3 separate regions of the Homo sapiens genome follow, and all the other regions are linked to region 2. A link is a contact called in ENCODE Hi-C or POLR2A ChIA-PET data. All regions are on one chromosome and are shown on one strand. The core of a region is the stretch at or near the end of the contact, and the rest is flanking DNA. Distances in the headings are between cores, read along the strand shown. Region 1 has its middle 22 kb from the start of SLC26A4. Region 2 has its middle 41 kb from the start of SYPL1. Region 3 holds the start of DLD (dihydrolipoamide dehydrogenase).

What was found. Hi-C counts contacts between places; a loop is a spot of excess contacts on that map. ChIA-PET counts read pairs that join two places held with the same protein, here RNA polymerase II (POLR2A). Pooled maps may share reads with other maps.
Region 1: a loop to region 2 is called in a map with no recorded cell type, with 8 times the contacts of the local background. The contact joins two enhancer-like sites. A Hi-C loop is called at or near these places in 2 of 37 single-sample maps with no recorded cell type and 2 of 50 pooled maps.
Region 3: a loop to region 2 is called in a map with no recorded cell type, with 5 times the contacts of the local background. The contact joins the promoter of DLD here to the enhancer-like site in region 2. A Hi-C loop is called at or near these places in 1 of 37 single-sample maps with no recorded cell type and 2 of 50 pooled maps. POLR2A ChIA-PET finds 5 or more read pairs at or near these places in 1 of 52 experiments (GM10248).

Annotation. Positions count from the first base shown.
Region 1 is chr7:107,637,059-107,641,281 of GRCh38, reverse strand. No RefSeq gene overlaps it. Among named protein-coding and RNA genes, the nearest start is that of SLC26A4, 22 kb to the left of the region's middle. RefSeq lists an enhancer at 2,565-2,714. Within about 2 kb of position 2,526, at least 3 of the 41 ENCODE cell types and tissues checked have a DNase peak (open chromatin) inside an H3K27ac peak, as active enhancers do.
Region 2 is chr7:106,069,025-106,072,936 of GRCh38, reverse strand. No RefSeq gene overlaps it. Among named protein-coding and RNA genes, the nearest start is that of SYPL1, 41 kb to the left of the region's middle. RefSeq lists an enhancer at 560-854. Within about 2 kb of position 1,261, at least 28 of the 41 ENCODE cell types and tissues checked have a DNase peak (open chromatin) inside an H3K27ac peak, as active enhancers do.
Region 3 is chr7:107,889,604-107,893,717 of GRCh38, reverse strand. It overlaps DLD (dihydrolipoamide dehydrogenase), which reads right to left and starts at 2,535. Exons shown (of 14, transcript NM_000108.5): 1 at 2,429-2,535; 2 at 440-518. The coding sequence starts at 2,467. RefSeq lists a silencer at 2,195-2,304 and enhancers at 2,365-2,604, 2,115-2,797, 2,755-2,834.

The DNA.
Region 1 (4,223 bases), core at 1,277-3,776, 1.6 Mb before region 2:
GGCTAAGATTTATGTGCCAATACAGGAATATCAGTGACACCCACCATTTAAATGGTTTACTTTAAGGAATGGGACCTTGTAATAAGGTGGGATTTACTACAGATAATGCAGCTCAGTGTCAATAAGAGCTTATGTTTGTTCTCCATTTCAGATACTTTCTATTTCTCCCAAAATATAAATATGGAGGAAAGGCAAGGTCTCTTTAAGTTCCTTGGAGCACCCCCCCTTTTCTTTTTTTCCTTTGCCTGTTGTTGTTGCCTCCATTTTAGTTTTCAGCAATCTTTCCTAAAGTGACCAGGGTGTTTTTGCAATAATGACAAAGCAGAGGGTTAAATTCATTCTGAGGTTTTTGGGGTATGTTTTGGAGGTTCAGACTGGGTAGATAATTGTTTTAGTTATAAATTCATAATCTTATTAGCCTTATTCTTTTCTTTGGCTTCTTTTTCTCTTCTTTAGTTAAGGCATGACATAATTGATCAGCAAAATTAACCAAATCATGAATGTGAGCAATTGTCCAACTATGGTGTTGTCCTTTTACTGTTAGTCCTAATTCTTCATCTAAGTAACCCACTTATGAAATTGAAATTGAGGAGAGTATCATTTTGATGATTAGCCTAACTCTCTTTGGATAATCCTGAATATGGTTTAAATATTTTTTCGAATCTCTCAAAATATGTCATTTCTGACTCATCTGAATTTTGTTGACATTGTTGTATTTTATTCCAGTCGACCATTCTTTGGAAGGTCAAATGAAGGGGTGGCTTGAGCAAAGCCTTTGAAACCTCATGGTCACATTTGTGGTCTTCTGAAAATGTATGAAAGTCCTTCAAGTGGTTCCTCCAATTTGCCTTAGCTCTTCCAATCTTTAGCTTTACTTTCTGATACTAACATGTGAACTACTTAATACAAATTGGAAAAATCAGGGTTGTAAACTTGAATATTTAGTTCAAATTTCCTGACAAAACCAATAGGGTCTTGGTGGGGATGAGGAAATTCCTTAATTATGCCTTTAATGTCTACCTTTGATCATAGTTGATAAGTTAAGGCAGGTTCTCCTCTACCAGATACCAGCCATTCACAAAATGTAGCTAAAACAACAGGAGTGGGAAGAAGGGGAAGGGGAGGAAAAGAAGGAAAGGCTGGGCAGTGTCGTTCAGATGAGGAAGAGATGGGGAATAAAGAGTTGGGGAAGCAGAAGGAGGAGTAAAAGATTTGGCAGTTTTTTTTTTTTTTAATTTAGAAATGGTTTTAGAGGGCTTTTAATTTTCTTCCTGTAGAGGAAGAACTTTGTCAGAGCGCTTTTCAGATGCTTCTAAGTACTGTTAGAAGTAACTCTCCCAATTATTTTCTTTAATTTTAGAAATAGCTTTTTCTAATTGTGCACATAAATAAGCTAATTTAGGTATTTCAAAGATAGCCCACTTTGGTCATTGTTGTTTGGGGTCTTCATGGGTTAAGAAAGACAACTTTTCTAGATATTGACTGGAGGTTGCACCACAATATTATACAGGAATCCAGCTGGAATTTCTAAAGGTGGATCTCTCCTTAAAAAGGAAGACTCAGTTTTAGATGGATGATTGCCCATAATTTGGATTCTCTTTTTAAGTGATCAAAGATGAAATGGGAAAGATGTTTTTGATCTGGTATGTTGCTTAATGGGGATTATTCCTTGAGGTGACACCAGTGAATCACTTCTCTCTTCTTCCCTGTCTTGGTGAAAGCCAGGAATCCTGGGCACTTAAGGCACTAGAAGATCAGCCCTTCATATGTGCCCACCAGGTTAAGCAAGATTTCCTGTGTGTTCTTCTTTGAGAACTCCCTACAGTACTATTGCATGTTAAGAGTAATGAGTTCAGACACTCCCGCAAGACCTTATTAGCCTAAGATGCCTTTTGGCCAGGAGAAACAGTGTCCCTTATCTTTGGTACTTATCTTCATCCTCATAGAAAGCTTTTCTCTCTTTCTTTCTTTTTCTTTCTTTCTCTTTCTTTCTTTCTTTCTTTCCTTCTTTCTTTCTTTCTCTCTTTCTTTCTTTTCTTTTCTTTTTTTTCCTTCCTTCCTTCTTTCTTTCTTTCTTTCTTTTTTTTTTTTTTTTTTTTGGCGGAGTCTCACTTTGTCACCCAGGCTGGAGTGCAATGGTATGATCTTGGCTCACTGCAACCTCTGTTTCCCAAATTCAAGTGATTCTCCTGCCTCAGCCTCTTGAGTAGCTGGGATTACAGGCACATGTCACCACACCCGGCTAATATTTTGTATTTTTTGGTAAAGACAGAGTTTCATCATGTTGACCAGGCTGTTCTTGAATGCCTGGCCTCAAGTGATCTGCCTGCCTAGGGCTCCAAAAGAGCTGGGTTTACAGGCATGAGCCACCGCACCTGGCCATCCTCATAGAAAGTTTTTCTTTTTGGTCACTCAGAAACAAACAAAACAACTTTAGATATGTCAAATGAACCAAGCTTCAGAGTTTAGCCAGGTTTTTTTCTTTTATGCAAATTTTGCTTAAGCCACATTCACTTCCTCTTTTCAGAGAGAGAAACTTTCTTTCCCTGACCAAAATTCAAATGAGAGAAAAAGCTGTACAAATGTTAATGAGCAGTTACAAATAACACTTAACCTTAGAGAAAAGTGAAAACCACAAATCTGTGAACAGAAGAATATCTAGAGAACAGACAAAAACTCTTACCTTAAAGTAGAGCTTCAATTCCAGCTCCATCAAGTGTGGAATTGGGTCACTTGAGTAAAGTCTGATTCTCAACCCAAATCAGGGAGATTCAAAACCTGAGAGGGTCTTCACCGGAGACCCTCTGCTGGCTCCAGTGAAGCCAAGTGAATGAAAACTGTTCATGCTGGTACCAGGATCCTAACTGTGGGCAATGCAGTGGGGAATCAACAGAGGCTTGCTTTAGGTCCTTTCATGGTTGCCAAAATGTCAACTTGAAATAAGCGTCAGAATCTAGTTTGACTTGAAGAGAGTTTATTTTGAATTTTGAAGAGAGTTTATTCAAGTACAAAGTTTGAAGATGGCCTGGGAGACAGATTCCAAAGAATGGAAGTCAGCACTTTGAAGTGTAGAAGTTTGAGGTCACTTAACATAGATAAGGTTTAGAAAGCTTAACAGAATTTCAATATTTTTCTGTATATGGCTGAATGTATAGTTACAGTAATCCAATTAGACAAGGTAATATTTTTCTTTTCAGGAAAGGTCTATTTAACATTCCACACTGAAGATATAAAATTTGGGAGGTAATTAGTGCTACCTTAACTGAGTTAGGTACTGATAGGGTTTGGTTCTGTGTCCCCACCCAAATCTCATAGTGAATTATAATCCCCATAATCCCCATGTATCAAGGGAGGAAACTAGTGGGAAGTGATTGGATCATGGGGGCAGTTTCCCCAATGATGTTCTTGTGATAGTGAGTGAGTTCTCATGAGATCTGATGGTTTTATAAGGGGCTCTTTCCCTTTCATACACTCTCTCTCTCTCTCTCTCTCTCGTCTGCCACCATGTAAGATGTGCCTGCTTCTCTTCTACCATGATTATAAGTTTCCTGAGGCCTCCCCAGCCATGTGGAACTGTGAGTCAATTAAACCTCTTTTCTTTATAAATTACCCAGTCTTGGGCAATTCTTTATAATGGGTGAAAACAGACTAATACAGGTACAAAAAAGGAGGCAGTTAATCTATCACAAAGATCAGTGATTAGAAGGAGGTCTGGTCTCTTGTCTCTCCTCATAATTTACAGAAGAAGAACACTGAAGAAGAGAGTTAATCTATAATCTAAGGAGCAGAAATTACAACTCCATGCTCCATGGCTGAGATCACAGTCACATCTCTCAAGACTTAATGTGTTCTCTGGGGTTCCAAGAGCTTTTAAATTTTATTTATTTTCACATTCTCTATGCCTCATTTTTCTTATCTGAAAATTGGGGGTAATATTACTACTTGCTTCATGGGCTTGCTGCAATATTTAAATGACAAACAGTTCATAATGCAATTAGACCCTAGCACATGGTGAGTGCTCAAGGAACCTTGGCTGCTCTTATCACAAGGATCAGTGTATAGCAGGCATCTAAAAATATGCAAAATAAATTTGAAAAAAGTTTATGGCATAGAAGTAGATAAAGCAATCAGAACCTAGCACATGGTGAGTGCTTATTAAAAAGTACAAGTCCTTTTATTTATTTTTACATATTTATATTTTTGAGATGGGGTCTTGCTATGTT
Region 2 (3,912 bases), core at 12-2,511:
TTATTATGATAAAAAACATACAAACCAGTTTGCAGAAACCTGTTTTATGATGCTCCAATTTATGTGGCAATTTCTAGAAAAAAATTTATGGTGATAAGTGAGAATTGTCAGTCACTGAAACATTAATTACATAGTCAGTGAAGAGCAGGTAAAATATACTTCTGGGCTTCACTTTACATTAGAGATGTTTTTCTGAAACGGTGCCTATGAAACAAATCCTTGTCCCCATTACTTCATATTTATCATTTCAAAGGCACTTTATCTTTATTTCTGGTTGATCACCCTTTGAGGGTGGCATTCCAAAATGTCAGCTCAAAATTTCCCTGCCCTTCGGTTTCTGTGACAAGTAAGTTAACGATCTGTAAATAAATCCTGAAATGTCCTCAGGAATCTGCCACTTGAAGGAATTCTATTAGGATTCTTCCAAAATGCAAACACTTGGCGTGTCATGGGCCTGCCTGAAGTTGTACGCTGGGCTTTCTGGAGGGCAGCAGACCCCTAAGAATAGAGCCCGGGCTTTCCTTTAGTTCCTCTCATTGTTTTTCAGGGACAAAAATCGTTATCTTATATTTTTTTTTTCCAGAGGAGTAGGAGGAAGATCTAAAATAGTTAGGTCTGGCAGCTTAATCTGGGTTGGCTGTCTCTGCCGGCAATCTGTAAAATGTGTTTTTCAAGGATAAGAAGTTTGGGCCCTGGGCCAGAGCTCATGTCTGTCATCAGCGGGAAAATAAATGATCTCTGTAACCTGCTGCTATGCTCTGTTTACCTTTGTGCTTAAACATGAACACCTTGCCTTCCATAGGCCCAGAGCTGCTCAAAGTGGATCCTTTGCTCTTGTCAAACAGAACCTTCATAAATCTGCCATTTGGGTGAGCATGGTGGGGCCAGCTTTTTGTGAGGTGAAACTCCAAACCAGCTTCCATTCTCGGGATTGGTATGTAGTTTTTTCATGTTGCCTAAGAGGCTCAGGAAGGGAACTTGAGGTATTTGTTTTTTCATGCCTGCAAAGGCCATTTCCTAAGAGGTGAGAAGCATATATGCATGCCTGCAAGTACCTGTGAACGTGGGCCACTGAGAGTCTCTGGGGCAAGAGCCCTTCAGGGGAATCTGGTATCTATTCATTATGCAAAACTTCATTCTAGCTAGAACAGGGCCTGGGCTACACTTAAAGCTTAAAGGGATGTCTGTTAAACCATGTTTCCTGTTTCCTGTAGAACTTACCACACTAGTACTGAAAGTGTCATAGCTCAGAGTGGAAGGTTAACGCGTAAGAAAGGGACAGTATTGGCAGAAGGCAAGTGGTGTGACCACTTCCTTCTCCACCCTCTTCTCCCATCCCTTGCCTCCCTGGAAAAGCTGGTTTCCTCAGGAGTCACTCCTTCAGCAGCCGCACAAGGCACACGCCTCGGGGAAGCCGGGCACAGGCTGGGGTTGCCTCCCTCCTGCCCCTGCCCTGCCTCCTGCCCCAGCAGACAGTGAATAAGCCACCTGGTTGGCCCAGCTTCCCGCAGTCCCACTTCTCAAGCTAGGGTACATGTATCTAGGAGGACAGGACTGTGTCGCTGGGAGGTAGAGTGAGACGGATGACAGGAGCCACAGAATCAAAACAGCACAATCGACTCATCAGTTCTTTAACTTGTAAGTTCAAGTCAAACATTACTTTTTATTTTGCTTTACTTACTTGTTTTTTGAGACAGGGTCTTCTCTGTCGCCCAGGCTGGAGTGCAGTGGCACAGTCATGGTTCACTACAGCCTCCAACTCCTGGGCTCCAGTGATCCTCCTGCTTTAGCCTCCCAAGTAGCTGGGACCACAAGCATGCAACACCATAGCTAACTTTTTTTTTTTTTTAAGAGACAGGGTCTCACTATGTTGCCCAGGCTGGTCTCAAACTCCTGGGCCCAAGCAATCTTCCCACCTTGGCCGCCCAAAGTGCTGAAACTATAGGTTTGAGCCACTGTGCCTGGCCAAACATTACTTTTTATAATAAGACGAATATTTTTTTCTGAAATAAGGCCCAATGAAGCCCACCTTGTTTGTGTTTAAGAAGCCATGACCAAAAAGAGCACTACCCATTCCTGCCCAGGCTTGTTGCAGTCACCCATTTAATCGCTCATTCAACTTGAGTGTACTTATGGGGCTCTGGCCAACTGCCAGATGAGAAAGACGCAAGCCCCTCTCAGGAACTCACAGTGTAGCGAGGAGGTAATAGGTTAATGCGTGGTTTCCAGGGAGAAGTTGGAGCTCAGATAGGGGTCAGCAGGAGTGGTTAGGGAAGCCCAGAGAAAAGACCCCAACCCAGCTAGGCACAGCTAAAGAGAGACAGTAGGCACTGCACTGGGGGAAGGAGAGAACTCGTCTACCAAGCAGGTACACTGCCCTGGTCAGGGCTTGCCTGCCCTGGCCTCTGTTTCTTCACCTGCCAGATAGGCAGTTAGAGCAGTGACTCTAAGCCCCTGCCAGACTGATATGTCTGTGGCTCCCTTCACCCACATCTCTGCAGAGCTCAGTAGCTCTCAAAAGGTAGAGCCCAGCCTCAGGGCAGCGCGGTGGTGTATGCTGGGGCTGGGATGTGTCAGGGTCATCCTAACTCCAGGATGCAAAGGTGGCCATTGCTGGCCCCAGGGTTTCATAAATTGCTCCGCACGTGGAGAGTCTGGTGTTGGCAGCATTGGTTCTGATATCCTGCCAACTGAGCATGACGCACAGGCCAGGTGGAATTCAGGGCATGTGCTCACGGAGGAACCACCGTGGATTCTGGCTGTGGCAAAGGTGCTGCAGATTTGCGCCTCAGTTGATTTGTTCCAGGATGGCGAGCACCATGGCCAGCCACACCCCAGGGAACATTCCCCCTGCTCCCTCAGCACCCAGCAGCCTCGCAGCCCAGCAGCCCAGCCCCGCAGCCCTCTCTGGCCATTGATTGCTTAGGCAGTACCTGAAAGAAATCTCACCTCATCTGGTCAGCTAGCCTGGGCTTATCTGTAGGGAATTTCACATCCGCTTCCCCCACCAAAAGACACACATCATTTTGTGTAAATGTGAAACTTCAGGGACTCTTGCCTCATAAATGCATGTGTTTTTTTCTTGTATGCAGTGCTATTTTCAAGACCAATATTTAAGTCTTTCTGATGAATTCCTGCCCATCTGTCAAGATTTAGCTTGAATGGCCTCCTCCTACCCATTCTATGGGCTCCCATAGTCCTTTGTGCACTAGAGCTTGAGAGCACAGCCTTGCAATTTATCTGCTGACACGTCCATCTCACCAGCTGGTCCTGAGCAGATTCTCAAGGGCGGGAACCTTACAGTGGCGGGCTTCCATCACCTAATACTAAGGCCTCTGCTGACACCAAAACTCTGTAAATGTTGCAGTCAATTCTAAGTGTCTTTTTCTCAACTGTTCTCATCTTACTTTTTATGGTTTCAATGCCTTCCACAATGGTTTACTCTCTTATTTAGACTTCATCTATCTCACTGAATGGTGGTGTTGGGTCACCTGGGGTCAGAAAACCAGTGCAAAAATGCTGCCACTCTGGCTGTTACTATTACTGGAAGTGAAGAAACTGTCCTTCTTCTCTGACCCAGGAGCCTCATGTCTTCTACCAACATCCGTGAAATTTTGGCATGTGTGATTATTACCTGCACATGAGATAAGATCTCAGTTCTTGATGGTATGGAATGCTGCAGGGAGAGGAAGTGTGCGTGCACAGGCCCAGAGGCCTAGGGGAGCCCAGCCTGCTCTCGGAACTGCCAGGAGAGCAGATGACTGTGGCACACCCTTGCTGTGTGGGGTGGCAAGCAGCCTCTTCCTTCAGGCTTCTGCCCAAATGTGATCTCATTAGAATGGCCTTCCTTAACCATCCCAGCTGACACAGAATCCCACATCACTCCCTGTCTCCTATCTTGCTTTTCTGTCT
Region 3 (4,114 bases), core at 1,286-3,785, 1.8 Mb before region 2:
ACAAGCTAAGTCCCACCTCAGGCCTTTCTCAGTGTTGTTTCCCTCTGCCTGAAGTAACCTCACTCCCCCACTTCACTCAGGACCCTGCCCAGACATCATCTCCTCAGAAAGGCCTTTCCTGACACTGTATCTAAAATTATCTCTCTTCCTCCCTATTACCTGCTTTAATTTTCAGTTACTTCCCAAAATATTTATCCATTACTTATATATTGTTTGTCTTTTATCACCAAATTACAAGTTTCATAAGAGCAGGGTTTTTTTACCTTGTTCACCGCCTGGAACACACTAGCTCAATATACATTCAAACGAATAAATACATGAACAAATGAACTATAAGACACTTAACATAAGTTATTCCAATATTCACTTGCTTTTACATTGAAATAGAAAGGAACTGTCAGCTAATGTGATGAAAAAAATGTTTTACTTAAGTACTTACTCGGCTGATCTGCGTAAGTTCTCAGAGGCACTGCAGAAAGTCCCTGTAGGCCATGAGATATTCGATTGAAATGGCCTCTCTAGAAAAAGAAAATGTCCCTATTATGTAAGATATGAATTCAAAACATAGAACTACTGAAGGTTGATGATAACAGAACAATTTTGGGCAAACGTATCAAGCGAGGATTATTAGTGTATCTTCTTCCATTGCCACACAGAAGCTACAGATCAATATCCCCTCTTTGACAATAACTAATCATTTAAATTTTTCAGCCTCAGCTTGCCACACCCATCTTTTTATTATCAATAGTCAACAAATCATCTCATATTTAACTTAATTTTAAAAACGTATTCAATGGTATTTTTATTCAATTTTCAGAAAACATGGCTAATTATTAGTGCCAGGGATCATTTTAATGTCATAAAGCTCTGAGCCGGCCGTGGTGGCTCACGCCTGTAATGCCAACACTTTGGGAGGCTGAGGTGGGCGGATCACCTGAGGTCAGGAGTTCGAGACCAGCCTGGCCAACATAGTGAAGCCCCGACTCTACTAAAAATACAAGAAAATTAGCCGGGTGTAGTGGTGGGTGCCTGTAATCCCAGCTACTCGGGAGGCCAAGGCAGGAGAATCACTTGAACCCGGGAGGCGGAAGTTGCAGTCAGCTGAGATAGTGCCATTGCACTCTAGCCTGGATGTCAGAGTGAGACTCCGTCTCAAAATAAATAAATAAATAAATAAATAAATAAAGCTCTGAAAGTTCTAACTTAAATACTTGAATAATCTATACATGATAATCTTTTTACCTGTAATTTTTGTTTCCTAACTCTAAGCTAGCGTGTATATACAGTCCGTATTTACTTAGAACAATCTATGAAGATGTTCCTGAGACATCAACTAGGAATAGCAAATTAGACAAGGTAACTTAGGAAAATGCACCAAGTAATGTACTTACGTTCTGGTGCTACTACAGTTTGACAAATTGCATCATAATCTCCCTAATCTCTATATGTGGACGGCTACCATTTCCTAAGGGCAATGAGGCAGAAAGCAAGCAAGCAAATAACCCCTGCTCACAGCAGGAAAATGGGCGGCAGTGACAAAACCTACACTGATGTTTCCTATTCCAAGGCAACTCTTAACATTTGAGGTCAGGACAGCAAACCCAAAAAGCAGCAGATTGACAATCCTGAGTTTCAGTCCCACCTCCGCCGCTCCCTAAAAGCATGACTTGCAGAATGTTACATTAACTTTTGAGAACTCAGGTTCCTCATCTCTGAAACAAAAGGGTTTGATCGCTATATTATTTTTAAGGTCTCCACTAACATAGTACCCAGCCACGGTGCCACATACACACAATTTGGCTGTATCTGGTAAGCAGATTAAAAAGGAGAGTTGTTCTGATAACCTGCTGCAATTAAAGATTTAAGCCTCCAGGAAGTCGTGAGAGATGGCAATGAACACCAGTTGAAAGCTGCCAACACTGACAAGACCTTAGGGGAATTCCGAGGGCTATCTGTTGGAGCTGACTGGATCTAAACCATTCAAGAAGTGACCCCAGGGTTACCTGCCCACTGCATAAACTTAGGCCACTCAGGGATCAGAATTAGGATGAGAAAAAGGCAAATGGTATAAAAAGCCAGACTATACGGGACATGGGTGGCTTACACTTCCTCCAAGGTAGAGGCCTATGTGTGACCGGGATGGCCCTCGGCCCAGGCTTGGGGGTGTGGCATGTGTGACCGCCGGCCGTCACACAACCCGAAAGGACTCGCCACAGCCTGGGCCCAGCCCCGTCCCTCGCCTGCTGCAGGATGAGCGGCCACCTCGGAGCCCAGGGCCGGGCTGAGCCAGTGCAGAGGCGGGGCCAGGGGTGGTGCGGCCCAGGCGCCCGCCTCCGCCAGCCCAACACGGTTAAGCCGCGTACCGGACCCACTGAGCGGGACCTTCCGTGCCTCTGGCTCAACACGACCTCACCTACTCGGCCCTCACCTTGGCCAAGGAGCAGTACACACGACTCCAGCTCTGCATTTTTCCGCTGTATTTTCCTTTCCGCCAATACTTTCACCTCCGCTGGGCGCCTCCGCCGCTCCGCCAAGGTCTCCCCTCCCTGCGCATGCACAGGCGCAGCCTACGTCATCACCCGGGAGCAGCGCGATTGGCCCGCGCGGTTCTACCGCACGAGGCGTTCCTGTCAGGCTCGGCGTCGTACGCTGTCGTAAGGAGCGCAGGGCTTTGTCGCAGCGGGGGTGGTGGTGGGAATGCTTTAGGGGCTGGTGCCAAAATGTCGAGCTACAATGTATTCTTATACTTAGAAGATGAAATAAACAAATAAAACTAGCGTTTGCTTAATGCACATTATCGACAGTAAAGCGTGACAAGTTCAACAAGCTCTTGGTTGTGCTAGGCATTCCTCGGCACTTCCTACAGACATCTCATTTCATCCTTGCAACAACCATATGGAGTATTATTAGTATTTCCATTTCTTGGATGAGACCCAGAGAGGTTAAACAGTGCCCCCAAGGTCTCACAAAGGAGAGATAACTGCGGCCCTGAGGCCAAAACCTTTGGTATTATCTACTGCTTTATACTCGCTCCTCTCAAATGCCATATAAGGGATGGGGCTACAGATTTTGGCATCACCAGCATTCTGCTCTAATTAGCTAACTGACAATACGTAGAGAACACACTTTCTTCTATTTCTTTAGTTGAGAAACACATCTCCCTGGTAAAAAGAGAGTGGGATGGTGGATGAGATTTTAGGTTTTGAGAGAGAATCTGTTGAAAAGGGTTGAAAAACATTGTCTTCAAGATTGAGCACGAAAGTCTAAGGTCTCATTCTTGCCTTGCAATAAGTCTATATAGTGTGAATAAACTTAATTCTACATTTATTGGAAGTCTACCACCCAGGCCTTGTGCTGGGCTAAACACTGGTTAGAAATTACTGCCTATGTTCAGATTTAGATATGAATAATTAAATTTAGTGTTTGTTATAGAGACGGTATTGCTGGCAGCTCTGTCCTGTGACAGGGTCCCAGGCTCCTTTTATCTCGTGACTCTGCCATCATCAGAGCTTGCCTTGCATCTTTCATTCAAGATGGCTGCTCCAGTTTCTACAATCATATCCCCTCATTCCATCTGATTACAAAGCCACACCTAGCTGCAAGGGGATCTGTGAAACATAGTCCTGTCAGCTGAGTGCCTAACTGAAATTGTATTAATAAGCAAGATGAGATGAAGCGAAATTGGGGGACATTGAGCAGCCTCCACCACACAGATGGGGAGAATTGTCTCCTCTCCAGCTTCATGGCAGTCTTTGACATCTGGTCTAGGAGTTACTGCTCCATATGCACAAAATCTCACAATTCTTTCCTGAACTTTCTTGGGCTTTGTTCCCTACTCCTTTGTCCAAAATTACAATATCATATTTTTATTTTTAAAAAATGAAACACTTCCATCCTTTCCAGCTGTCATTCACAAAGCCTAGGGGCTCAACCCAGTATGAGAAGTGAGGCAGGAAATAGATTCCTTACTGCACTCACCATATTTCTCCACATTCCTCCTCATCTCTTGTACCAACTATACCTCTTCTCCTCTCAGCTAGAACAAAAGCCACAACGCATATAAATTAATGCGAACACACGGGAGGTGGAGGGAGCGATGTCAACAATGGACAGC